Regions from separate parts of the Homo sapiens genome. Here region 2 is linked to region 1. A link is a loop called in an ENCODE intact Hi-C map of the cell type or tissue named here. Cell type or tissue: GM12878. All regions are shown on one strand. Links, peaks and the distances in the headings refer to the core of each region. The heading gives the core; the rest is flanking DNA.

The links. Peaks named below come from ENCODE experiments on the same cell type or tissue, not always from the same donor. Only the 100,000 strongest peaks of a DNase experiment are listed, where the experiment ranks them.
Region 2: a loop joins it to region 1, with 4 times the contacts of the local background. A loop is called at or near these places in 2 of 110 quality-filtered maps.

Annotation. Positions count from the first base shown.
Region 1 is chr14:88,661,972-88,674,594 of GRCh38, reverse strand. It overlaps EML5 (EMAP like 5), which reads left to right. Exons shown (of 44, transcript NM_183387.3): 22 at 9,106-9,258; 23 at 9,971-10,102; 24 at 11,476-11,564. Among named protein-coding and RNA genes, the nearest start is that of ZC3H14, 110 kb to the right of the region's middle. RefSeq lists an enhancer at 6,021-6,200. In GM12878, for the core only: a CTCF peak has its summit at 6,955 (motif pointing left); DNase peaks (open chromatin) are centred at 6,094 and 6,934; H3K4me3 peaks cover 1,397 bases; H3K27ac peaks cover 1,248 bases.
Region 2 is chr14:88,486,309-88,498,931 of GRCh38, reverse strand. It overlaps PTPN21 (protein tyrosine phosphatase non-receptor type 21), which reads left to right. Exons shown (of 19, transcript NM_007039.4): 9 at 1,642-1,729; 10 at 2,440-2,519. Among named protein-coding and RNA genes, the nearest start is that of PTPN21, 62 kb to the left of the region's middle. RefSeq lists an enhancer at 6,300-6,489. In GM12878, for the core only: a CTCF peak has its summit at 6,557 (motif pointing left); a DNase peak (open chromatin) is centred at 6,561; H3K27me3 peaks cover 141 bases.

The sequences.
Region 1 (12,623 bases), core at 2,904-10,903:
CAAATCTCATCTCGAATTCACATGTGTTGTGGGAGGGACTTGGTGGGAGGTAATTGAATCATGGGGGCGGGTCTTTCCTGTGCTGTTCTCGTGATAGTGAGTCTCACGACATCTGATGGTTTTATGTGTCTGGGATTTCACCTGTTTGTACTCACTCCATCCTGCTGCCCTGTGAAGAAGGTGCCTGCTTCTCCTTTGCCTTCTGCTATGATTGTAAGTTTCATGAGGCCTCCTCAGAAATACAGAACTGTGAGTCAATTAAATCTCTTTCCTTTATAAATTACCAAGTCTCAGGGTTTTTATTGTTGTTGTTGTTGTTGTTTTTGAGATGAAGTCTCACCCTTTTAGCCCAGCCTGAAGTGCAGTGGCACAATCTGAGCTCACTGCAACCTCCACCTCCTGGGTTCAAGTGATTCTCCTGCCTCAGCCTCCTGAGTAGCTGAGATTACAGACATGCGCTACCATGCCTGGCTAATTTTTGTACTTTTAGTAGAGACAAGGTTTCACTATGTTGGCCAGGCTGGTCTTGAACTCCTGATATTAAGTGATCCGCCCACCTCAGCCTTCCAAAATGCTGGGATTACAGGTGTCAGCCACCACACCCAGCCAGGTATTTCTTCATAGCAGTGTGAGAACAGACTAATAACAGGCAGTATGGCCATTTCACAATATTTATTCTTCCTATGTATGAGCATGGAATTATTTCATTTGTTTCTGTCCTCTTTTATTTCCTTGAGCAGTGGTTTGTAGTTTTTGAAGAGGTCCTTCACTTCCCTTGTTAACTATATTCCTAGGTATTTTATTCTCTTCATAGCAATTGTGAACAGGAATTCATTCATGATTTGGCTCTCTGTTTTCTGTTGTTGGTATATAGGAATGCTTGTAATTTTTGCACATTGATTTTGTATCCTTTGACTTTGCTGAAGTTGCATATCAGCTTAAGAAGCTTTTGGGCTGAGATAATGGGGTTTTCTAGACATACTATCATATCATCTGCAAACAGAAAACAGTTTTACTTCCTCTCTTCCTATTGGAATACACTTTATTTCTTTCTCTTGTCTGATGGCCCTGGCCAGAACTTCCAATACTATGTTGAATAGGAGTGGTGAGAGAAGGCATCCTTGTCTTGTGCTGGTTTTCAAGGGGAATGCTTCCAGCTTCTGCCCATTCAGTATGATACTCACTGTGGGTTTATCATTATTATTTTGAGGTATGTTCCATCAATACCTAGTTTATTGAGAATTTTTAACGTGATGGGATGTTGAATTTTATCAAAGGCCTTTTCTGCATATACTGAGATAATCATATGGTCTTTGTCTTTAGATCTGTTTATGTGATGAATTATGTTTATTGATTTGTGTGTGTTGAACAAGCCTAGCATCCTGGGGATGAAGACAGCTTGATCGTGGTGGATAATCTTTGATGTGCTGCTGGATTCAGTTTGCCAGTATTTTATTGAGGACTTTTGCATCAATATTCTTCAGTCATATTGGCCTGGAGTTTTCTTTTTTTTGTTGCATCTCTGCCAGGTTTTGGTATCAAGATCATGCTGGCCTCAAAAAATGAGTTAGGGAGGAGTCCCTTTTTTTCAGCTGTTTGGAATAGTTTCAGAAGAAATGGTACCAGCTCCTCTTTGTACCTCTGGTAGAATTCAGCTGTAAATCTGTCTGGTCCTGGGCTCTTTTTGGTTGGTAGACTATTTATTACTGCCTAAATTTCAGAACTGTTATTGGTCTATTCAGGGATTCAACTTCTTCCTGGTTCCGTCTTTGGAGAGTGTATGTGTCCAGGAATTTATCCATTTCTTCCAGATTTTCTATTTTATTTGCATAGAGGTGTTTATAGTATTCTCTGATGGTTGTTTGTATTTCTGTGGGATCAGTGGTGATGTCCCCTTTATCATTTTTTATTGTGTCGATTTGATTCTTCTCTCTTTTCTTGTCTAGCTAATGATCTATTTTATTAATTTTTTTCAAAAACCGGCCCCTGGATTCATTAATATTTTTTGACGCGCTTTTCGTGTCTCTATCTCCTTCAGTTCTGCTCTGATCTTGGTTATTTCTTGTCTTCTGCTAGCTTCGGGGTTTGTTTGCTCTTGGTTCTCTAGTTCTTTTAGTTGTGATATTAGGGTGTCAATTTGAGATCTTTCTAGCTTTTTGATGTGGGCATTTAGGGCTATACATTTCCCTCTTAAAACTGCTTTAGCTGTGTCCCAGAGATTCTGGTATCTTGTCTCCATGTTCTTATTGGTTTCAAAGGACTTCTTGATCTCTGCCTTAATTTCATTATTTACCCAGGAGTCATTTAGGAGCAGGTTGTTCAATTTCTGTGTAGTTATGTGGTTTTAAATGATTTTCTTAATCTTGGGTTCTAATTTGATAGTGCTGTGGTCTGAGAGACTGTTATGATTTCAGTTCTTTTGTACTTGCTGAGGAGTGTTTTACTTTCAATTATGTGATCGATTTTAGGGTACGTGCTATGTGGTGCCAAGAAGAAAGTATATTCTATTGTTTTTGGTTGGAGAGTTCTGTAGATATCTATCAGGTCCGCTTGATCCGGAGCTGAGTTCAAGTCCTGAATATCTTTGTTAATTTTCTGTCTTTATGATCTAATGTTGACAGTAGGGTGTTAAAGTCTCCCACTATTATTATGTGGGAGTTTAAGTTGTCTCTTCGTAGGTCTCTAAGAACTTGTTTTATGAATCTGGGTGCTCCTGAACTGGGTGCATGTATATTTAGGATAGTTAGCTTTACTTGTTGAATTGATCCCATTTCCATTATACAATGCCCATCTTTGTCTTTTTTGATCTTTTTTGGTTTAAAATCTGTTTTGTTAGAAACTAGGATTGCACTCCCTGCTTTTTCCTGCTTTCCATTTGCTTGGTAAATTTTCCTCCATCCCTTTATTTTGAGCCTGTATGTGTCTTTACACATGAGATAGATCTCTTGAATATAGCACACCAGTGGGTTGTGACTCTTTATCAGCATGCCATTCTCTGTCTTTTAATTTGGGGCATTTAGCCAATTTACATTTAAGGTTAATATTGTTATGTGTGAATTTGATCCTGTCATCGTGATGCTAGCTGGTTATGTTGCACACTTAATGTAGTTGCTTCGTAGTATCATTGATTTTCGTACTTCAGTGTGTTTTTGCAGTGGCTGGTAACACTTTTTCCTTTCCATATTTAGTGCTTCCTTCGGGAGCTCTTGCAAGGCAGGCCTGGTGGTGACCAATTCCCTCAGCATTTGCTTGTCTAAAAAGGAGTTTATTTCTCCTTCACTTATGAGGCTTAGTTTGGCTGGATATGAAATTCTGAGTTGGAAATTCTTTAAGAATGTTGAATATTGGCCCCTAGTGTCTCCTGACTTGTAGGGCTTCTGCTGAGAGGTCTGCTGTTAGTCTGATGGGCTCCCCTTTGTAGGTGACCTGACTTTATCTCTGACTGCCCTTAACATTTTTTTCCTTCATTTTGACCTTGGAGAATCTGATGATTATGTATCATGGGGTTGATCTTCTCATGGAGTATCTTACTGGGGTTCTCTGGATTGCCTGAATTTGAATTTTGGCCTGTCTTGTTAGGTTGGGGAAGTTCTCCTGGATGATATCCTGAAGTACGTTTTACAACTTTGTTCTGTTCAGGTACCCCAGTCAGTCATAGGTTCAGTCTTTCTACATAATCCCATAGTTCTCAGAGGTTTTGCTCATTCCTTTTCATCCTTTTTTTTTTTCTCTAATCTTGTAGTGTATCTTATTTCAGCAAGATAGTCTTCAAGCTCTGAAATTCTTCCCTGTGCTTGGTCTATTCAGTTATTGATACTTGTGGTTGCATTGTAACATTCTTGGTTGTGTTTTTCAGCTCCTTCAGGTCATTTGTGTTCTTCTCTAAACTGGTTATTCTGGTTAACAGCTCCTGTAATGTTTTATCATGGCTCTTAGCTTCTTTGCATTGGGTTAGAACTTGTTCCTTTAGCTCAGCAAAATTCATTATTACCCACCTTCTGAAGCCTACTTCTGTCAATTCATCCATCTCAGCCTTTGCCCAGTTCTGTGCCCTTGCTGGAGAGGTGTTGTGTTAATTTGGAGGAGAAGAGGCACTCTGGCTTTTTGAGTTTGCAGCATTTTTTTTCTTTGATTCTGTCTCATCTTTGTGAGTTTATCTAGCTTCAGTCTTTGAGGCTGCTGAACTTTGGATGGGGTTTTTGCAGGGACTTTTTTTGTTGATGCTTTTGTTGTTGGTGTTTGTTTTTCTTTTTTCTCCTTTTTTTTTTTTTTTTTGAGATGGAGTCCTGCTCTATCACCCAGGCTGGAGTGCAGTGGCATGATCTTGGCCCACTGCAACCTCCACTTCCTGGGTTCAAGCAATTCTCTGCCTCAGCCTCCCAAGTAGCTGGGATTACAGGCACCTGCTACCACACCCAGCTAATTTTTTTTGTTTTTTTTTTAGTAGAGATGGGGTTTCACCATCTTGGTCAGGCTGGTCTTGAACCCCTGACCACATGATCCACCTGCCTCGGCCTCCCAAAAGTGCTGGGATTACAGGCATGAGCCACTATGCCTGGCCTGTTTTTCTTTTAACAGTCAGACCCCTCTTCCTCTTCCAGCTGAGGTTTGCTGGAGGTCCACTCCAGACCTTCTTTGCCTGGGTCCCTCCCACACCTCGAGGTATCACCAGTGGAGGCTGCAAAACAGTAAAGGTAGCTGCCTGCTCCTTTCCCTGGGATCTCTGTCCCAGAGGGTCACTGAACTGATACCAGTGGAAACGCCCCTGTATAAGGTGTCTAGCAACCCCTGTTGGGGTGGTCTCACCCAGTCAGGAGGTACAGGATCCAGGACCCACTTAATGAAGCACTCTGACTACCCCTTGGCAGAGGGGGTGCATTACACTGGGGGAAATCCCACTTGTCCTGACTGCCCAGATTCCTCAGAGCTGGTAGAGGGAAAGACTAAGTCTGCTGATCCATGGAGACCACGGATGCCCCTCCCCTCTAGGAGCTCAGTCCCTGGGAGATCAGAGTTCTGTCCACAAACCTCTGGCTGGAGTTGCTGAAATTCCTGCAGGGAGGCCCCGCACAGTGAGGGGTTATGGTCAGGGTCCGACCTAAAGAGGCAGTCTGGCCACCATCTGCCACAGCCTCTGTGCTGCACTGTGGTGAATTCCTCCTGGGTCTAAACTGTCTATTTTCCCAGGCACCATCAGAGGAGAAATGGCAGACTGGAGCTGCAGTGATGTCTGCTGCCCCTCGCCCAGGGAGCTCAGTCATCTGAGGCAGCAGACAGCCAAAGTGATGACAGCCGTCCCTTCCCCCAGGAACTTGGTAGTCTTCGGCAGTCTGTAGCTAAGTGGCCACTGAGAATCTGTGCAGCTCTATGCTTGGGACTCAAGGAACTGGTGGCATGGGCTCACGGAGGGGATCTCCTGATCCACCAGTTGCACAGATCCATGGAAAAAGTGTGGTTTCCCGGGCAGGATAGCACAATCACTCACTGCCTCTCTTGGCTGGGAGTAGGAGCTCCCCTTGTCCTGTGCAGCTCCCAGGTGGGCTGTCACTCCACCCTGCTTTTCCTCACTCTCCATGGGTCATGCCAACCACCTTGTCAGTCCCAATGAGAGAACCTGGATACCTCAGTTGCTGGTGCAGGATTCACTTGCCGTTTTCGGTCTTCTTGGTGGGAGCCTCTGACCACAGCTGTTTCTAGTTGGCTTTCTTGGCCCCTCCCCTTCCAAATGTGGCTTTTTTGCTCTGGGTTTCTGCTCCCCTTTTAATTTTGATAACTAGAAAATGTTTCTAATTTTTCAATGATCTCAGCTATGAATTTTAAAGGATACTTACTATATTAATCTTCCCTTAAACTCAACTTTCTACCTGCTTTATGCCTGCACCCAACCAGCAGAATAAGCATTGAGTAAAACAGGGAACTGTGATAATTGACCTCACTACTATTCTGTTTCTCTTCCCTCTTTTGTAGCAGAACTCCTCAAAATAGTTGAGGCGCCCTTCTCTGTGTGTTCACATGACAGTAGCTCCATAACCCACTCCAATTAGGCTTTTTTCCCTACTTGTCCATTTAACCTGCTGCCAATCTGTTGATCACTTCCTGGTTCTCAGTGTATTCACCTCACAGCAGTTTGTGACACAATTTATCATTCCCTTTTTTTTTTCTGAAATACTTTATTCACTTGTCTCTGGAACCCGTGCGTGTCTGTTTCTTCTCTCTACTTCACTGACTCCCTTTTTCTGTTTCCTTTGCTAGTGCTATCTCTTCTTCCTGCACTCTGCATTTAGGACTGCTCCAGCGCTTCTCCCCGGACTTTTCTTTTCATATGTACACTCACACTTTAGATTCAGTCGGTCACTGTCCAGTCAGAAGATGAGACTACAAGGCTTATTTGAACAGTGGGAATTTAATAAAAAGAATTGCTAACTAGCAAAAAGTGATTACCTACTGAAAAAGCCTTAGAGGTAGCCACCATAGAAAGCAGCAACCCTAGTACTAAGGGAGAGTGAACAAGTTAAAGGTGATTCAGACCTGTTTGGAAATGGTGTGGCTGCCACCAGAACATTCAGTGAGCTTGTGGCGAAAAAGCTTGCCAGAGGGTGCAGCCCTCAGTGGAACAGTGAGAGTAGTCACTTGGTGAAGGAGAAGCTTGCCAGAGGCAGCAGGCCAGAGCTGAATGGTCAGAACCACTGCTTGAAGAGCTTAACCTAGGGCAAAATCATTGAACTGTGAGGACTCCTGCCAGAGAATCTTCCTGAAGTCCGCAAATTGCAGCTAAATTGTTAGAGCCATTACAGTGATGGTGGAGAAACTTGCTGAAAGAGGCAGTTGGGGCTGCCACTCTGGTGAATGCCATCAGGCCCCCTTCATGCCAGTGCCCGGGCTCTGTTAGTAAAACAGCACACTGGAGGAAGGGAGTCACTTCTGTTTTGGCCTTGTAGTGTCTCTCCAGCTCCCTCTACTGGCAAGCTAGCAAAAAAGTCTGTGAGGCCCAAAGTGGCAGATTTGGAACTGAGAGGCAATAAATTAATAACCAGCACAGTCTTCCCCTCTGGCTAGTCAGGATCCACATGAACCTTTATACACACATTTGAACTTCAGTACAATCACAGAACTAACCTTATGTTTCTACCCAAAGAGATGCAGCTACCCTTGGTACAAGTGAAGTAGTTCTCACCCCTAAAGAGAGAAGACCTACGCTATTCTCAAATTTAGTCACGGTCTTATATTCTTTTAACACAAGGAATATTCTTTTAACACAAAATTGTAAAGTTAACCTCCAACAAACTTGTATAAAATATGAAGGAGAAAAAGGAGAGAAAAGTCAAATAGTTAATATACACAAATAAAGATATACATATAACAAACATTATATGCAGCTCCTGAAAAGGATTCATATATTAAATTGTCTCCTTCATGTCTTCACTTGAACTTCTCATAGGCATCTTTAACTTAATTTGTACAGAACTAAGCACTGGTGGTTCCTCCTCTAGTTTATCCCATCTCAGTAAATGGCATCACCACTCAAGCAAAACCATGCCCTTGACGCCTTTCACCCCACATCCAGTTGGTCAAAGTTCTGCCAGCTCTATCTTTGAAATATATCCAAATCCTTCCTCTTATCACCTCCACTGCTGCCACCCAGCTCCAGGTCATCATCATCTCTTGACTCTCAAATCTGAGAAATCACATCTTAGATTTCTTCATTTCCAATGTATGCTTGATAATTAAATGACTACTTGTTCTCAACTTATGCTATAACTTTTCATTCTGTATATACCCTGTCCTTTCCTCATCAGATTTCATACAAGATACCAAAATCCTTAGGGCTTTTGAATATGTTTGCTGCAACCCTTGCTGTTAGGGTAAGCCCTTTTTTGTGTTTATCAATGCAGCACTAACCCTTATTTTTACGAATGTTAACATCATTAATGACATTAATGAACGATATTAATTTATCATTAATAATAAAAATATCATTTCATATATGGTTCTGAAACGTATATATACAGATGTATCTTCCTACCTTTAATAATGGCCTATTAGATTTTTAAAAATATTTTAGTTTCATAGGCCAGGTGCTGTGGCTCATGCCTGTAATCCCAGCACTTTGAGAGTCTGAGGCAGGTGGTTCACCTGAGGTCAGGAGTTCAGGACCAGCCTGACCAACATGGTGAAACCCCATCTCTACTAAAAATACAAAAGTAGCCAGGCCTGGTGGCACATGCCTGTAATCCCAGCTACTTGGGAGCCTGAGGCAGGAGAATCACTTGAACCCAGGAGGCGGAGGTTGCAGTGAGCTGAGATCATGCCATTGCACTCCACCCTGGGCAACAAGAGAGAAATTCCATCTCAAAAAAAATTACTTTTATAAAGATGACTTATTTCTTAAATTTCTGTTTTTTTGGAAAGAAGCTACAAAGGTAAAACCTACTCTGCAAAACTTCCACATATATCATTGGCTTTTTATGTTAATTAAAATCTCTCATTCTTTTTCATCAACTTAATTTCTTTTAAGGTAAATATCCATACTTGCTTTTGTTGTATTCAGAAGTGAGTTTCATTCCTGCTTAGAATTCCATACCATTGACTTCTATAGAAAACTTAATCTGTATCTCGACTCCTTTTTAATATTGATTTGAAGCCATAATAAAGAGGCAACCTTTTTAGCAAATATTTTTTTTTTTTTTGAGGCAAGGTCTCACTCTGTAACCCAGGCTGGAGTGCAGTGGTGCAATCATAGCTCACTGCACCCTCAACCTCCTGGGCTCAAACAGTCCTCCCGCCTCAGCTTCCTAAGTAAATGGGACTACAGGTGTGTGCCACCATGCCTGTCTATTTATTTACTTACTTACCTGTCTTCCCTTCCCTCTTCTCTCTTCCCCCTCGCCCCTTCTCCTTTGCCCCTTGCCCCTTCCCCTACTCTGCCTACTGGCAGAGATGGGGTCTTGCTATGTTGCCCGGGCTGGTCTTAACCTCCTGGCCGCGGGCAGTCCTCCTGCCTCAGCTCCCCAGAGTGCTTGGATTATAGGCATGAGCCACCACACCTGGCCCATACTTTAAATTAGAAAAAAGGGAAAATTGCCTAATATGCTCTTTCTCTTTCAGGTGGGAGGTGTTGCTGTTTTTCTCCTGATGGTAAAGCTTTAGCCGTAGGTCTCAACGATGGAAGCTTCTTAATGGCAAATGCGGATACTCTAGAGGATCTTGTGTCTTTTCATCACAGAAAAGATATGATTTCAGATATTCGATTTTCACCTGGTAAGATCCATTGAAATTGTATTTGAGTATTAACTTGGGTCTGGCAGTGTATAAATGTATCAATGTATAATTTTTATTAACTGTTATGTTATCTCAGAACTTAACTTTTTTACTAGAAGAGGCAGTGTAGCAAGAGGTAAAAGCCCTGTTGTTAGATTGGTGCAAATATCTGTCTTAGCGCCAATTCTGTTACTAAATTTTCTGTGTGACTTGAGCCAGGATGCTTCTCTGAGCTTTTGTTTCCTCATTTGTGATATAAAAGGGGTTGGATAACTGTTTTCGTTATATTCTTAATGCTTTTGAAATTGCACTCATTTTACTCCATTAATTTCCATGTATTCATTATCTACTACAAACCTACTGTAATGTAGCAATTACTAATGTTAAGGCAAAATTTACTTATGTTGGTTTAGTTCCATTTTTTTCTAAATTTAGAGGGAGTTTTGTTAAATACAAAGTATCAAAACTACATCATACATAGCTTTTGACATTTGCTTCCCACTGAACTAATTTGTTACACTAAAAAATTATTTTGTTAAGTATAATATACTTGAAAAATGTTATCATTTGTTATTTAACACATCTGTTTTATTATAATTTATGAAACAGCTAAGATTTCTCCATAAAGAAAAGGAAAATTAACTCTAGTTGCAGAGTGTAAAAAAGTATTTCCAAAGATAGAAAATGTCAAGCAAATATGTTTCTATTATAGGTTCTGGGAAATATCTTGCTGTAGCATCCCATGACAGCTTTATAGATATATACAATGTAATGAGTAGTAAACGAGTAGGAATATGCAAAGGAGCTACCAGTTACATAACCCATATTGATTGGGATATTAGAGGTAAGACTTTAAATAACTTAATACTTGATAAAAGTTTCATTTGATTTAGTATAGCTATATTAGAGAAACGGAAAAGTGATTCAACAGATGAGTTAAAAAGAATTGGGAAAAACAACCATTATTCTCAAAATTATTTTTTACTATTTTACATCTGAAGATGAATACTATAGAGTTGAGACTTTTCTTTTTCCTTTTTCTTTTCTTTTTTTTTTTTTTTGAGACAGGTCTCACTCTGTCACCCAGGCTGGAATGCTGTGGTACAATCACAGTTCACTACAACCTTAACCTCCTGGGCTTAAGTCATCCTCCCAACTCAGCCTCCTGAGTGCTGGGACTACAGGCATGCACCACCATGCCTGGCTAATTTTTAAATGTTTTGTACAGACAGGTTCTCACTATATTGCCCAGGCTGGTCCCGAACTCCTGGACTCAAGCAGTCCTCCCACCTTGGCATCCCAAAGTGCTGTGATTATAGGCATGAGCCACTGCACCCAACCTACACTTTTCAATACTTCACCTAATATCGTTCAAATAATAGTACAGTAAGTGATTAGTTGTTTAATTTGTAAAGTGATTTAAATATTGTGCAAAAAAATTGTTGTGAAGATGTCTTGATCTTTGTCATATAAATTTGACATAAATAGAATATAGAAATGTTGGCCAGGTATGGTGGCTCATGCCTGTAATCTCAGTACTTTGGGAGGCCAAGGCTGGAGGACTGCTTGAGCCCAGGAGTTTGAGACCAGCCTGGGCAACACAGTGAGACCCCATTCCTAAAAAAAAAAAATGAAATACATTTTTAAAAAGAAATGTTAATGAAGATTTTAAAGTCATTTTTCTCATTGTTTGATATGAAATATATCTTCAAAAAGAGTCATAATCATATAACATAAAGAACTTAATGAGTATGTTTGTATTTTAGCAGAATGCATGGCATATGACTGAGTTTAATATGTTTGATAAATGTTAAGTATTTTAAATCCTCTCTTTTTAAGGATGTTATTGTTTCATGTATTCAACTATATTGTATTCAACTATATAAATTGAGCATCATAAAGTTTTTCTAAATATAGTTAAACAGATACACTTTAAAAAATATTTTAACATTTGTTTCTAGGAATTTTTTACATATGCATAACCAAAGAAATCATTTTTATGTATATACATATACAAAAATCAAACCACTTATGAATTTAGTTACTTAGTAATATGGAATTATAAAAATAAAATGTTCTTACTATAAGTTGACTGCAGCAGAAAATGGTTTTTATATTTAAGCTGATTTTTTCCCATAAAACTTAAACATCATACTGATGGTATATATATTTGTATGTATTTTATATGTGTAAATATTTTTAAAAATTTTTTTGAAGGAAAGCTTTTACAGGTCAACACTGGTGCTAAGGAACAATTATTCTTTGAAGCTCCCAGAGGGAAAAAACAAACCATCCCCAGCGTGGAGGTAGGACAACAGTGGTGCTTGCAGTGTTGTTCATGTGAATAAAAGTGGCTAGAAAACTGATACCTACTTTCTATCGTTTAGTTACACGTGAAGTCTGTTCTCAAATTATTAAAATATTGGATATTATTGAGTTTATTGAGTCAGAATACATGGGTGAAGGAAGAAACACTATATTAATAAAAGGAGTCAGTGGGCATGGTGGCTCACGCCTGTAATCCCAACACTTTGGAAGCAGAGGCAGGCAGATTGCTTGTGCTCAGGAGTTCAAGACCAGACTGGATAACATGCTGAAACCCCATCTCTACAAAAAAATACAAAAAATTAGCTGGGCATGGTGGCATGTGCCTATAGTCCCAGTTACTTGGGAGGCTGAGGTGGGAGGATTGCTTGAACCTAGGAGGCGGAGGCTGCAGTGAGCCATGTTCATGCCACTACACTCCAGCCTGGGTGACAAAGTGAGACCCTGTATTAAAAAAAAAAAAAAAAAAGGAATAAATCACTTGCACGGCTAGCTGTGCTCCAGTTGCTTTCCTTAAAAGACAAGAAGCGTGAAATAGCAAATAGAAGACATGCCATCTAAGATTGGAGTATTGCATATCTGCCACGTCCTTAGGAATCCATATGCCTAAGAAGTTTGTTGGCAGATTACTGTTTTTGCTTCTTTAAAAAAAAAAAAAAAAAAAAAAAAAAACAAGAAAAATTGTGTTGCATTTTGTGCCTGACAATATTAGCCTTTTTTTTTTTATTTTTTATCTTGGCCTAGGAAGAGAGGCTTAACAAATTTAACATGAAAGTGTCTTAATGAAGGGAGAGACCATAAGTAAAAGTTCTAAATTTCTAGTAAGGGTTAGTTGGAAAACATAATGCATTATTAGAAATTTAAACATGAACTGTAAGAATCTTACTTGATTATCCTAAAGTCAGAAACGGTTTTATTATTAACACTGTATGCTTAGCATCTAGAACACACAGTGGATATATAATTATATTCTGAATAATACTATGTTAAAATTTTTCTGCAGCAATTAGTAGGCTCTGGGGAGTTACAAAACCAAGACA
Region 2 (12,623 bases), core at 1,784-9,783, 170 kb after region 1:
ATTTTAATACATTTAAAATAAATAAATCTAATGGAGAAGGATAAAATTTTTTCTTCCATAATTTTTTCTTTTTATAAAATTCTGTGATTAATAAAATCAAATATTAACATATAAAAGCTAATACGATAAAATTAGAAAGTATAAGATTTTGAATCCTAGTGATCACTTCCAGAATAGTTCACTCTTTGAGTTCCTGGCATTTCAAATTTATCTTCACCCTGAAGCTTTTCAGAGCACACCTCCCCCACTTTTGTGCCTTATTTTAATACCTGCAGCACTTAAAAGTTCTTGTTTGCTTCTGTGTTCTTTCTCCCACCTTTCCCCTCCAACTGTGCGAATTTGAGGGAAGCACTGTAACTCACTAATCTTAGTGTCCCTAGGACCTACTGCAATTTCTGGCATTGTTATAATAGGTGTCTTTTATTTTGTTGAATGAATAAATGGGGCATTGGCAATCAGCTAAGAGAGGGATCTTCCATCAAGCAAATCTGACACATGAGAATGATACATTTTACATCTTTTAAATTCTCTTTTCCCTCATTTATTATACATGAGTTTACTTTTTGAACTAGCTGCTGTTACTTCAATTAGAACATTCATGCTAGCTGATTAAAACCACTGTTTTTTTTTTTCTTTTTTCTGTTTTGGTTTTTTTTGAGACAGAGTCTCGTTCTGTTGCCCAGACTGGCATGCAGTGGCACAATCTTGGTTCACTGCAACTTCTGCCTCCCAGGTTCAGACAATTCTTCTGCCTCAGCCTCCCAAGTAGCTGGGATTACAGGTGCCTGCCACCTCGCCTGGCCTAGTTTTTGTAATTTTTTTTTTTTTTTTAGACAGAGTTTCATTTTTGTTGCCCACGCTGGAGTGCAATGGTGCTGTCTCAGCTCACTGCAACCTCCGCCTCCTGGGTTCAAGCGATTCTCCTGCCTCAGCCTCCCAAGTAGCTGGGATTGCAGGTGCCCACCACCATGCCCAGCTAATTTTTTTTGTATTCTTAGTAGAGACAGGGTTTCACCATGTTGGCCAGGAGTCTGAAACTCGTGACCTCAGGTGATCCACCTGCCTCGGCCTCCCAAAGTGCTCGGATTGCAGGCGTGAGCCACCATGCCTGACCTAGTTTTTGTTTTTTATTTGTTTCTTTGTTTGTTTGTTTGAGGCAGTGTCTCACTCTGTCGCCCAGGTTGGAGTGCAGTGGTGCGATCTCGGCTCACTGCAAGCTCTGCCTCCCGGGTTCACACCATTCTCCCGCCTCAGCCTCCCGAGTAGCTGGGCCTACAGGTACCTGCTACCACGCCTGGCGAGTTTTTTCTTTTTTTTTGTATTTTTAGTAGAGACGGGGTTTCACCATGTTAGCCAGGATGGTCTCCATCTCCTGACCTCGTGATCCACCCACCTTGGCCTCCCAAAGTGCTGAGATTACAGGCGTGAGCCACTGCGCCTGGGCTAGTTTTTGTATTTTTAATAGAGACAGGGTTTCACCATGTTGGCCAGGCTGGTCTCGTGTTTTTTGTTTTTTGTTTTTCTCAAAAATGTTACCAAATGCTAACTTACACGTCAGGCTTAGGGAAAACTTGTGTATTCTATCTCCTTGTTTCCCCCATGGGCACTCACATTGCCAGTTCTCTATTTGCTGTTCTTTAGGTGGCATGACATTGCCAACATGTCCCACAACAAGTCCTTTTTTGCATTAGAGCTGGCAAATAAAGAGGAGACCATTCAATTTCAAACTGTGAGTAAACATTAGGGGTCTGCATGGAATGTTTTTCCTAAAAGTTAACAAGTTCTACTTCTGCGTGCCTGTATGTGTTTGGAGGCAGGGCAGCATTAAAATGATAATATTTTGTAATTGTATAAAACATGCAGTTTTATCATATAGCATTTTGCAAAATGGCAGTTAGCAAAAAATGGCTGCTCAGTAAATGCTGAGTGAATGAGTCTTTGGATAACTACTGTCTGATCATGATAACCTTTAAATTAAACTTCAGGGATTATGTGGGGGAGAAAGTAAGCACTGATATCTTAAATTTCATTGATAAATGAATAGCTCTGAAGAAATGTTATTTAACAGTTACTTGCTTTTGCTCTCTTGACAAAGGCAATATTGAGTTACTGAGTCATATTTTTGTTTAAAAATGTCTTTGAGTATATTTGGCAAGAATAAAAGTTGGTATTTTTATAGTTTTTAGATTCCCAAGTCATTTTGAAACTGTTTAATATGAGAATCACACTGTTAGAACAGATTGTTTTGTCTTCATAAATTAAATCCTACTTGTGGTATTCATACCATGGGCACAGTGTTGGAAAATGAAAGGCTTATAGTGTTCTGAAAGTGACTTTGTCATATGATGTCACCCATTATGTCTTTAGACAAACTCTGCATTAAACGTATCAAGTTGTATGTGTGCTTTCATATTGCTTTATGCCTATTTTGTTTGCTAGGAAGACATGGAAACAGCAAAATACATTTGGAGACTCTGTGTTGCGCGACACAAGTTTTACAGACTAAACCAGTGTAACCTGTAAGTATGTCCTGCTCATGGAAATTATCAAAAATAATGAATTTAGAAATTGTAATCTTGAGTATACTGTATCATCAAGAAAGACATTTTATCAGTTGACATCTTTTCTTGATCCTATAGCTGTTTTCCTATTTTAGCTTTGGACCAACTTGTAATAACTACATTGTATGCCTCTAAGATTTATTTCAACTAGTTACAAGAACCATTGTAATTCTTGAAAGGTAAAAAGGGAATAATATCCTTTATTTGTTTAAATCAATCCTCTGGTAAGCATTTTGAGTCATTAAAGATTATTCAGCTTTTCCAGCTATCTGAAGAATTTTTGCCCCTCCTTCCTGGTGTGCATTTTTCTTAGCCCACATGGGTTTCTTACTGTTTGCCAGATCAATAAAGCACACGGTGATATTGCACATATAAAATATTGTCCTTCATCTATACTCCCCTCCAGCCTCTGCACCATATCTCTGCTTTCCTGAATAGCAGGTTTCCTCAAGAGAGTTGTGTATGCTTGTATGTTTCCTTCCTTCCATCCCATTTTCCCTAAGCCTCCACGTTACTGATGCTGCTTGTTGTGGTCAGGTGACTTTCGTCCAGTGATCATTTCATGAGTTCTCTCACTTGACCGCTCCGCAGTACTGATCCTCCGACAGCTCCTTCCATCCTTCTGGAATCCTGCTCTTCTTCGGCTGCCAGGACACCACCCCCTGCTCGGCTTCCTCTTTCTAGGCTGTTTCTTCTCAGTCACCTTTGCTGGTTTGGTCCTGAGGCCTTTTCTCCAAATCCTTTCGTCTAGGGGGCTTCTCCTGACCTGTCCTCCCCCTGAGCCCCCGGTTCAAGTGATTCTCCTGCCTCAGCCTCCCGAGTAGCTGGGATTACAGGCATGCGCCACCACACCCCACTAATTTTGTATTTTTAGTAGAGACAGGGTTTCTCCATGTTGTTCAGGCTGGTCTTGAACTTCCAACCTCAGGTGATCTGCCTGCCTTGGCCTCCCAAAGTGCTGGGATTACAGGCGTGAGCCACCGTGCCCGGCCCTCCTTGAGCTCTTGACTCCTGCATCCTACCGCAAGCATTTAGTGTGCTTAGTCCTCAATACCACTCTGAAAGTTGTGGTGAATATATACTACTGCCTGTATATTCTGAAGGTAGAGCTGGCAGAACTTGCTGATGAATTGGATGTGGTATGAAACCTGACCATTTTTACCACTCGTGTTAACAGCTTAGTGCTGGCTGCCACTACTTCTCATCAGAATACTGAGGTAGCCTTCTGACTTTCCTGTTTCTGTGCCTTCGCTGCCTGTAGCTTATTTTCCATATGTCAGCCAGAATGATCTTAGTTTAACCTGAATCAGATCCTGACACTGACACTCTTCTTTTTTTTTTTTTTTTTTTTTTTTTTGGAGACAGAGTCTCGCTCTGTCACCCAGGCTGGAGTGCAGTGGCACGATCTTGGCTCACTGCAACCTCCGCCTCCCGGGTTCAAGTGATTCTCCTGCCTCAGCCTCTTGAGTAGCTGGGACTACAGGCACATGCCACCACGCCCAGCTAATTTTTTGTATTTTTAGTAGAGATGGGGTTTCACCATGTTGGCCAGGATGGTCTTGATCTCCTGACCTCGTGATCCACCTGCCTCAGCCTCCCAAAGTGCTGGGATTACAGGTGTGAGCCACCGCACCCTGCCCAGATCCTTTCACTCTTCTTAACCCTCCTTTGGCATTCCACTTCTTTTTTTAAGTAATTTTTTTAGTTTGTTTTTGAGACAGCTCTGTCACCCAGGCTGAGTACAGTGGCATGATCATGGCTCACAGCAGCCTCTCAACCTCCCTGGGCTCAGGTGATCCTCCCACCTCAGCCTCCTGAGTAGCTGGTACCACAGGTGTGTACCTGGTTAATTTTTTGGTGTTTTTTATAGAGGCAGGATCTCCTTATGTTACCCACACCGGTCTCAAACTTCTGGACTTTAGGAATCCTCCTGCCCCGGCCTCTCAAAGGGCTGGACAGGTGTGAGCCACCAGGCCTGGCCCCATTTTACTTCTAATAAAAGTACGAGGCCATACACAGTGTGGTCCTTGCCTGGTTTCAACCTTATGTCTTTTATCCTCCTCCCTGCTTGCTCTGTTCCAGCCACAGTGGTATCCTGGCTAGGCTGCAGATGTGCCTCACCCTAGGGGATGCTGTCCTTGCTCTTTTCCCAGGTCTCCACCTGCCTTGCTCCCTCATTGCAGCCTGCTGTCTGGTCAGATATGACCCTCTTCAGAGGCTGTCCCTGATTGTCCTATGGTACCCCCCTTCCACTATGATCTGTCTCTTTACCCTCTAACTTTGTTTTGTTCTTTATAGCACTTAGCACCATGTGAATTTCTATATTTGTTTGTTTGTTTGTTTGCCTGTATCCCCTGCCAGCAGGTTAGCTCTAGAGCAGTGCTTGAGGACAGACACTCTTCCCTGCCTTCAGTGCTATATTCCCCATGCCAAGCAAGGGCCTGGCTCACTGTCGGCCTTAATGAATTTGTTCAGCTAATCTATAGATACAGGTGTTAAGAGCTCTGATTCAAGATGTCTTGGTGCTGTAAGATCCCTTAGGAAAATGGTACGTCACCCAGAACTGCCAAGATAGGAAAGGCTACCCAGCCAAGTGACATCTAAGCTGAGACCCGAAATGTTGCACTCAATTCCCACAACCTTTCTTTAAGCTGTCCTCTTGTCCCTGGTCCATGTCTGGAGGCACCTCCTGGAGCTCCCTCCCACTTGGCCCCCCACGCCCTATCTCATCTGTATGCAGTCAGTCTTCTGGATAGATAAGCAAAATATGTAGCACTGCTCTTGAAGTTACATGTCAGGAACAAATCTGAGCATGTGCCTCTCACCCGCCCCGTCCTGGGTACAGGATTAAGGGCAGACTCCTGAGGTCCTTCTCTGGACTTAGCTGCCCCAGCCCAGTTGGCCTTGGAGTCTGACTCCAGGAAGGCATCTTTCCTTATCATGTGAATGCCCCCAGCCCAGGCCTTTGCTAAAATGCCCTTCCTTCCCTTCTCTGACAGACTCTTAGTCATTCTTCAAGATTGAGTTTAAAATACAGCCCCCATAGACACCACCAAACATTCAGTTTGCTTAGTCCTTGACACCACTCTGAAAGTTGTTTTTTCTACCTCTTTTATAACAATGACCTGAATAATTCATAACAATAATTTAGTAAATGCTTGCTCTGTGTCAAGCATTATACTGAGAGCTTTTATTTTCTTTAATCCTTACAGTAACCCTGTTGGGCACAATTATTACTATCCCATTATTGATGAAGGTATGGAGACTTACAGAAGTGAAATGTCTTGCCCTGCCACACAACTAGTAAGTGGAGCAGCAAGACTCGAGCCTGTGCTCTTAGCCGCTGTGCTAGCCTGTTAGAGTAGTTCCTGCCTGCTTTTTTCATATTGACAGATATCAACTGACAGATCATTTTCATTTGATCTGTCTCTCTTGTTTGATGAAGCTCCATGAGGGCAGGGTCTCCTCTTCCTCATCTTCGTGTCCCCTGTCTGGCAAGGTGCCCGGTGCATAAGGGCTTAGTGAACAATGGGAGCCGGAGTGTGGCAGTGATGGGAGTCACAGGGGAGAAGAGCACTTTTGCTCCTTTGTCTCTTCCTTTTATTACAGATTGTAAATGAGGCATGGGGTGGAGGCAAAGTCTAACAAGGGCATTTTGTCCCTTAGCACCAGGAAGGAAGGAGAAAGGCTGTGGAAGTGCCTTCTGTCTTGCAGGGTGTGAGAGAAACTCTGGGCAGGAGCAGCAGTGTAAAGATAACATGCGGGGATGCCCACCCGGACGGGGAGCTGGCCAGTGGTTTGCATGTATGGCCCAGTCCCTGTCTCTTCTCTGCCTTCCCCTGCACCATGTTTGCATCCGAGTCCCCATCGCTGGTCTGGTGATGGGATTTTCGTAAGCACTGACAGGGAGGAGGAACCTGCTTTCTTTGTAAATATGGGAAGCGGTTTCTGCTAGGGGCCTGGGTGTATTTGCATATGAAAGTGTTCCCCCTGGTGGTGATATTCAGTAGTGCTACTTGCCTTTGGGGTTCCCTGGGGCTGGCCTGGTTATCCAGCCATATGTGGCATGATTTCTATGCAGAAGTAAGTTCTAAGATTCAAGCAGTAGATAATGCAGTCTGTTGGACCACAGCATTTTCATTTTAAAGACTTTAATAAGTTAAGAGTGTTCATAATATTGAGCCATTATTACCTCAGTTTGTTTCTTCTCTGGAAAATAGTGGAGAGTCTACATTTTGAATAAACCATAAAACATAATCCCTTTCCATGAGGCATCCATATTGGTTGGTGGTTAGTGCCTGTTTTTTGTTTGTTTGTTTGTTTTGTTTTGTGTTTTTTTTTTTGCAAATTAACAACTTGTAATAAGTAAAAGAGGGAAGAGGGAAAAGCAACAAATGATTGATTATGGTGAATGAGTCTTAGAAATTCAGCTCTAGTTTTTGGAATATTGCTATTTATTGGCAAGTGTGAACAAAACTACATTAATGTCATCAGTTGCATATGCTATACCTAAATAAGGAACACCTGAATCTTTTTAAAATGGAATAGTTATGTTTAAAGGGCTGTTTTCCAAAGTTTGCTTTCAATCTCTATATATCCAATAGATTGTGGCAGTCGATTTCCATGAGCTATTCCTATGTAATTACTTATGATTCATTCTGTAGGGAACTAATATATTTCATTGTGAGCGTTTGTTTCCCACATAAAGTAAATGAAGCTTTTAATATTAGCTTTTAAAATTTTGCTTGATAATAAAATGAAAAGAACTTTAATTGTTATGGCCATGTTTTAAAGGCTCTCAATATAGACTGTTTAGTCATGTTCCAATATTATGATTCTGAAGTATTGGTAGACTTGTTGTCATGGGCCAGATGGGTAAACTAAAGCGTGATAGGCATTTAACAAAACTGCCCCTGGCCTGGAACTGGACGGTGGCTTCTGGACATCTGCTTTGGGCTGGGGTGACTGGTGGCCCAGGAGATAGACTCGACTTGCACAGAAAGGGGAACTGTAATCCCAGGGTGTCCCCTTTACCCCCAGTCCTGATCTATTGTAGTTTATTGCTGCTTGGGATGGCCTTATGTGACTCATCTAATCTTGACCCAGATAACTATATTTTAGTATTTATACAATGGCATAATCCAACAGCCTTCTCCCTCCACCCCCTAACAAAGTGCATTAGATAACAGAATGATCGTTATCCAAACCTTAAAAATGTTAGATGGATAACAATCTGTCTTTTAAAATTATAAAGTGAGGATATTGAGACTTTTATACTTAATATTCCTTTATGGTTGAATTGGGAATTAAATGACATAATAATGTCAACCTGTTAGATCAGAAATCTGCTTCAAACCCACTGTCTCTCACTCTAAGCCCCAGAACTGGTCATGCTGTAAGCACCCTCCCTGATTTATATAAGGAAAATGCCGAGAGAGTTGGGGAGTCATGAGAGGCCCCTTGGTGTAGGTGGCTCCCCTGCTCTTTTCTGTGAGGAAAAGGGAGGATGGTATCCTTCAACCTGCAAAGCCAAGTGATAGAGGGTTCAAGAGACTTTCTCCAGAAGGGAAACTTGTATTTCAGACTGCAGCAGGCCACTCGCTGAGCGCAGTGAGATGGCTGGTGAGTGCTCCCTGCAGCTCAGGGGTGTTGGTGAACATAGCAGCCGGTGTCCACCTTGGTTCCGGAGACTTTTGTAATCAGGAGACTGACTAGAGTAGGCCCTGCCTGGAAAGGGAAAGAGTTTACCCATCTTCTTGGCCTACTGCAGGGCTTGAAGAGACTATAGGAAGTCTGGAAGAAGATGGAGCAGCCCCTATCCCATTCCAGTCCCCTGAGCCCCAGAAGTGTAGAGAGGACCCAGTAGTTCCCATGGATCCATGTGAAGGAGCAGGGCAGGAAGAGGTGGGAGGGGAGAGGAGGAGCAGCCACAAGGCCAAACAGTGGGACCTCTGGGTATGGGGACATGGACCCCTGGTGGAGCCGAGGAGAGGCAGCGGCTTTTTCTGAGTAGGTTCTTATATGGATAAAGGTCAGTGTCACCCTGGAAAACCACACATGTCGGCCGGTCACGGTGGCTCATGCCTGTAATCCCAGCACTTTGAGAGGCTGAAGCAGGTGGATTATCTGAGGCCAGGAGTTCAAGACTAGCCTGGCCAACAAGGTGAAACCCCGTCTCTACTAAAAATGCAAAACTTAGCCTGGCGTGGTGGCGGGCGCCTATAATCCCAGCTGCTCGGAAGGCTGAGGCAGGAGAATCCCTTGAGCCTGGGAGGTGGAGGTTGCAGTGAGCCAGGATCGCACCACTGCATTTCAGCCTGGGCGACAGAGCAAGACTCCATCTCCAAAAAAAAAAAAAGAAAACCACACATTTCATGGGGCTGGAGTGACACTAGGGCCTCTCCCTCCATCAGTATTCCTTCCCAGTTACCTGAGATGGTCTCTGCTGGCTTTGTTCCTCTCCCATCCCACAATGCCAGGAAGCTACACCTAAGGCGGGGTTTGGTAGGGGGGTGAACAGTGGAAGCAGGCATCCCAGAGCCAAGTCAGTGACCTGTAAGCAGCTTGGATGCAGCCCTGGTCTACCCAAGTGTAGGCTGGGAGGAGAGCATTTATTCTTCCTTACCCTTACTATAGTGAGCTCAAAAGGTGTAAGTCATTGAGACAAACATTTGCTAGGTATTTCCACCATCTAACACTTTTATTTATTTATTTTTTTAAAGAGACGGGGTCTTGCTCTGTCTTCCAGGCTGGAGTGTGGTGGTGTGATCATAGCTCACTGTAACCTCAGACTCCCGGGCTTAAGGGATCCACTGGCCTCAGCCCTCAGCTTCTGAAGTAGCCAGGATTATAAGCGTGTGCCACCATGCCTGGCTAATTTTTTTTTTTAGTTTTTTAGAGATGGGGTCTTGCTGTGTTGCCCAGGCTGGTCTTAAACCCCTGGCCTCAAGTGATCCTCACATCTCAGCCTCCTAAGTACCTGGGATTACAGGAAGGAATCTATTCCTTGAACTATCTATTAGTGCATGAGCTTTCAATGGCATCTTTTTGTTTATCAAAATCTTAACTCCCTTACATCGTATAAGAAAGGAAACTTACAAAGCAAAATTCAGACGAGGCTTAGAAATACAAGCTCAGCTGTAAATGCTTAGTAATAAGCATCACTTTAGTCCTCACTTGTTAGTCACTCATTTGCTCAGCAAAGGCACCAGGGATACCACATCTTGCCTCCACGGAGCTTACAGATTAGTTGGGGTTGGGGAGCAGGTTGGACACATGATTGTTAGACACATACACTCAGGAATCTGACAGACCTGCTGGTTCAAATGCCGGTTCTACTACTTGTTTGCCATGTGACCAGGAGCAACTTACTGAACTTACGTATCACTTTCCTTATCTGTAAAATCAGGATAATAACTGGACCTCCCTTATGGGTTTGGTGTTCACATTCCACGAGATAATCATGTACAGTCCTTAGCACAGTTTCAATAAATAATATTGATTTTACTTGGGCTGGTAGACTTTTTTCTTTTTTTTAAAGACACCAGGTCCTAGTATCCCAGTTTCCCAGGTAGAATATGGTGGGAATTCGCAGATGGGATCGTAGTGCACTACAGCCATGAACTCCTGGATTCAAGGGATCCTCCTGCCTCAGCCTTCCAAGTCGCTGGCACTACACGGGCATGTGCCACCACGCCTGGCTCAGCCTTTTTAATTTTTATTTTGTCTTCTTTGGCACACAGATTCTAGTGATTTCTTCTCAGTTATTTAGCAGCACCCATCAACATAGTAACTGCCCAAAAAGTTTGGAAACCACAGCCAACAGTTACATGGTTTTCTCTTGTATGCCAAGCTGAGGATAGCTGGTCTCAGAGTAAACTGCATTTATAAGAACAATGCCAAGAAGAAAGAGAAGGTTAGACTATTAGAACTGATGGCGTGGCTGCCTGGGTCAAGCACTTTGGCAGGTACACGCTTTTGTAGTTTGTTTTCTTAGTAGAGCCGGCTACTACAGTGGGCAGTGTTCGCCTCCACACTGGGTGCTGCGGCAAGAGCGCCAAGATAAGCTCTCAGTGTGGGAGGGCCGCCCATGTGCTGAAGCTCTGCATCCTTGGGTTTTGTGTTTTATTTTTGCCCCAGGCTGGGCAACTGTAGACATGTTGTTGGAGTTTGTTGACAGAGAATTCTGTTGGCAATCCTTGTGAATTTGTAGTACTTTAAAAGTTTCTTAAGTTCAGTCCATCTAGACAGTGAGTCTCTGCTAGACTGAACACAGGGTTCAGAGGACCCAGTTTGCCTAAACCTAGTCCTGACAATGAAGAATAACCAGAGACAAAGTAAATTTCAAGGCTGCAAAAATGCAGCGTCTTCAAATTCTGGGCACTATTTTTTTTTTTTTTTTTTTTGAGATGGAGTCTCACTCTGTCGCCCAGGCTGGAGTGCAGTGGCGTGATCTCGGCTCACTGCAACCTCCGCCCCCTTGGCTCAAGCGATTCTCCTGCCTCAGCGTCCTGAGTAGCTGGGATTACAGGCGCCTGCCACCGCGCCTGGCTAATTTGTGGGCACTAATTTTAAGGAATATATTAATGTGCAGTTAAGGAGTATTTTTTATTTTTTATTTTTTATTTTTTAAAACCCAGACACGCCATGCAGACTTGTGTCACCAAAATAAATACTGGAAGAATGGAATATCTTTTGGAAAAGAGACATTTATTTTTCATTAACAGCCTGAATACTTTCCAGTAACAAAGAAATGAAATTATTTATAAAAGCTAGTAAAAGCAGTTGTAATCACCTGATGTTAAAACTAGTATGTACTAGTTTTCTTTTTATCTCAAGAGTCTTATAAAAATAAGCTAATATTCAGGGTTTTTGAATATAAGATACTAGTTTTCAGAGTGCTAAGAGTAATATTAATTTATGAGACATGAGGCTTGATATTATGGTAAATTTGCTTAAATGGATTGAATATTCACTTTGTCATGATGGATTTTCTAGTAATTAGTCCTTAGAACACTGTAACCAAAGGTCACAAAATATTTTTGTAATCAGTGATTATGTGTTACATAAGTACATGAACCAGGAATAGGTGGTAAAAGGTATAAGAAAAAGTGCTTTGACAAAACTACATGTCATCAACAAAGCCAAGAATCCAGTGTGTTTAGGTTCCTAGATCTTGCAGTAAAACTGACCACACAGAAGAAAAAAAAATCTTGCCTTTATTTGAAAACAATAGTTACAAATGGGCTTTTCTGTGTCTGTTTCCTTTTTTTACCTTATTGTTTTTTTAAAGATAGAACTTGCTGTGTGAGTAGTTGAAAATCTCACATTATCACATTAGTGTTTGTCAGCACTCCCTAATACGTTTAGGTACTTTTTTTTTTTTTTTTTTTTGAGGCTAGAATCTCGCTCTTGTTGCCCAGGCTGGAGTGCAATGGCGCAATCTCGGCTCACTGCAACCTCTGCCTCCTGGGTTCAAGTGACTCCCCTGCCTCAGACTCCCGAGTAGCTGGGATTATAGGCACCCACCACCATGCCCAGCTAGTTTTTGTATTTTCAGTAGAGATGAGGTTTCACCATGTTGGCCAGGTGGTCTCGAACTCCTGACTTCAGGTGATCCACCCGCCTTGGCCTCTGAAAGTTTGGGATTACAGGTGTGAGCCACTGCGCCTGGCCTTAGGTGTTTTTTTAAAAAGTATATTCAAAACAAATCAGAAATTTCTTGCAAAGAAAGGTAAATGGGTTTACCATCGGCTCACTGAACCAAGTCTTGTGCTTTGCTTTCCCTTGGTTCCTTAGAGGAAATGTAGATTTAAAAAATACGTAGGTTTGAAATTTTTTTATATTTGAGTTTTTTAAAAGATGGGGTCTCACTATGTTGTCTAGGCTGGTCTTGAACTCCTGGGCCCAAGATGCTCCCAAGAGGCGGGTCTACAGGAGCATGCTTACTGCACTTGGAAATGTAGATTCTTGTCACTAAAATCATAAATTCATTTCTTCATTATGTTTGTAGTCTGTGGTTAACAGACTTTTAATTAAAGGCAGTTCTTACTGCTTGAGGCT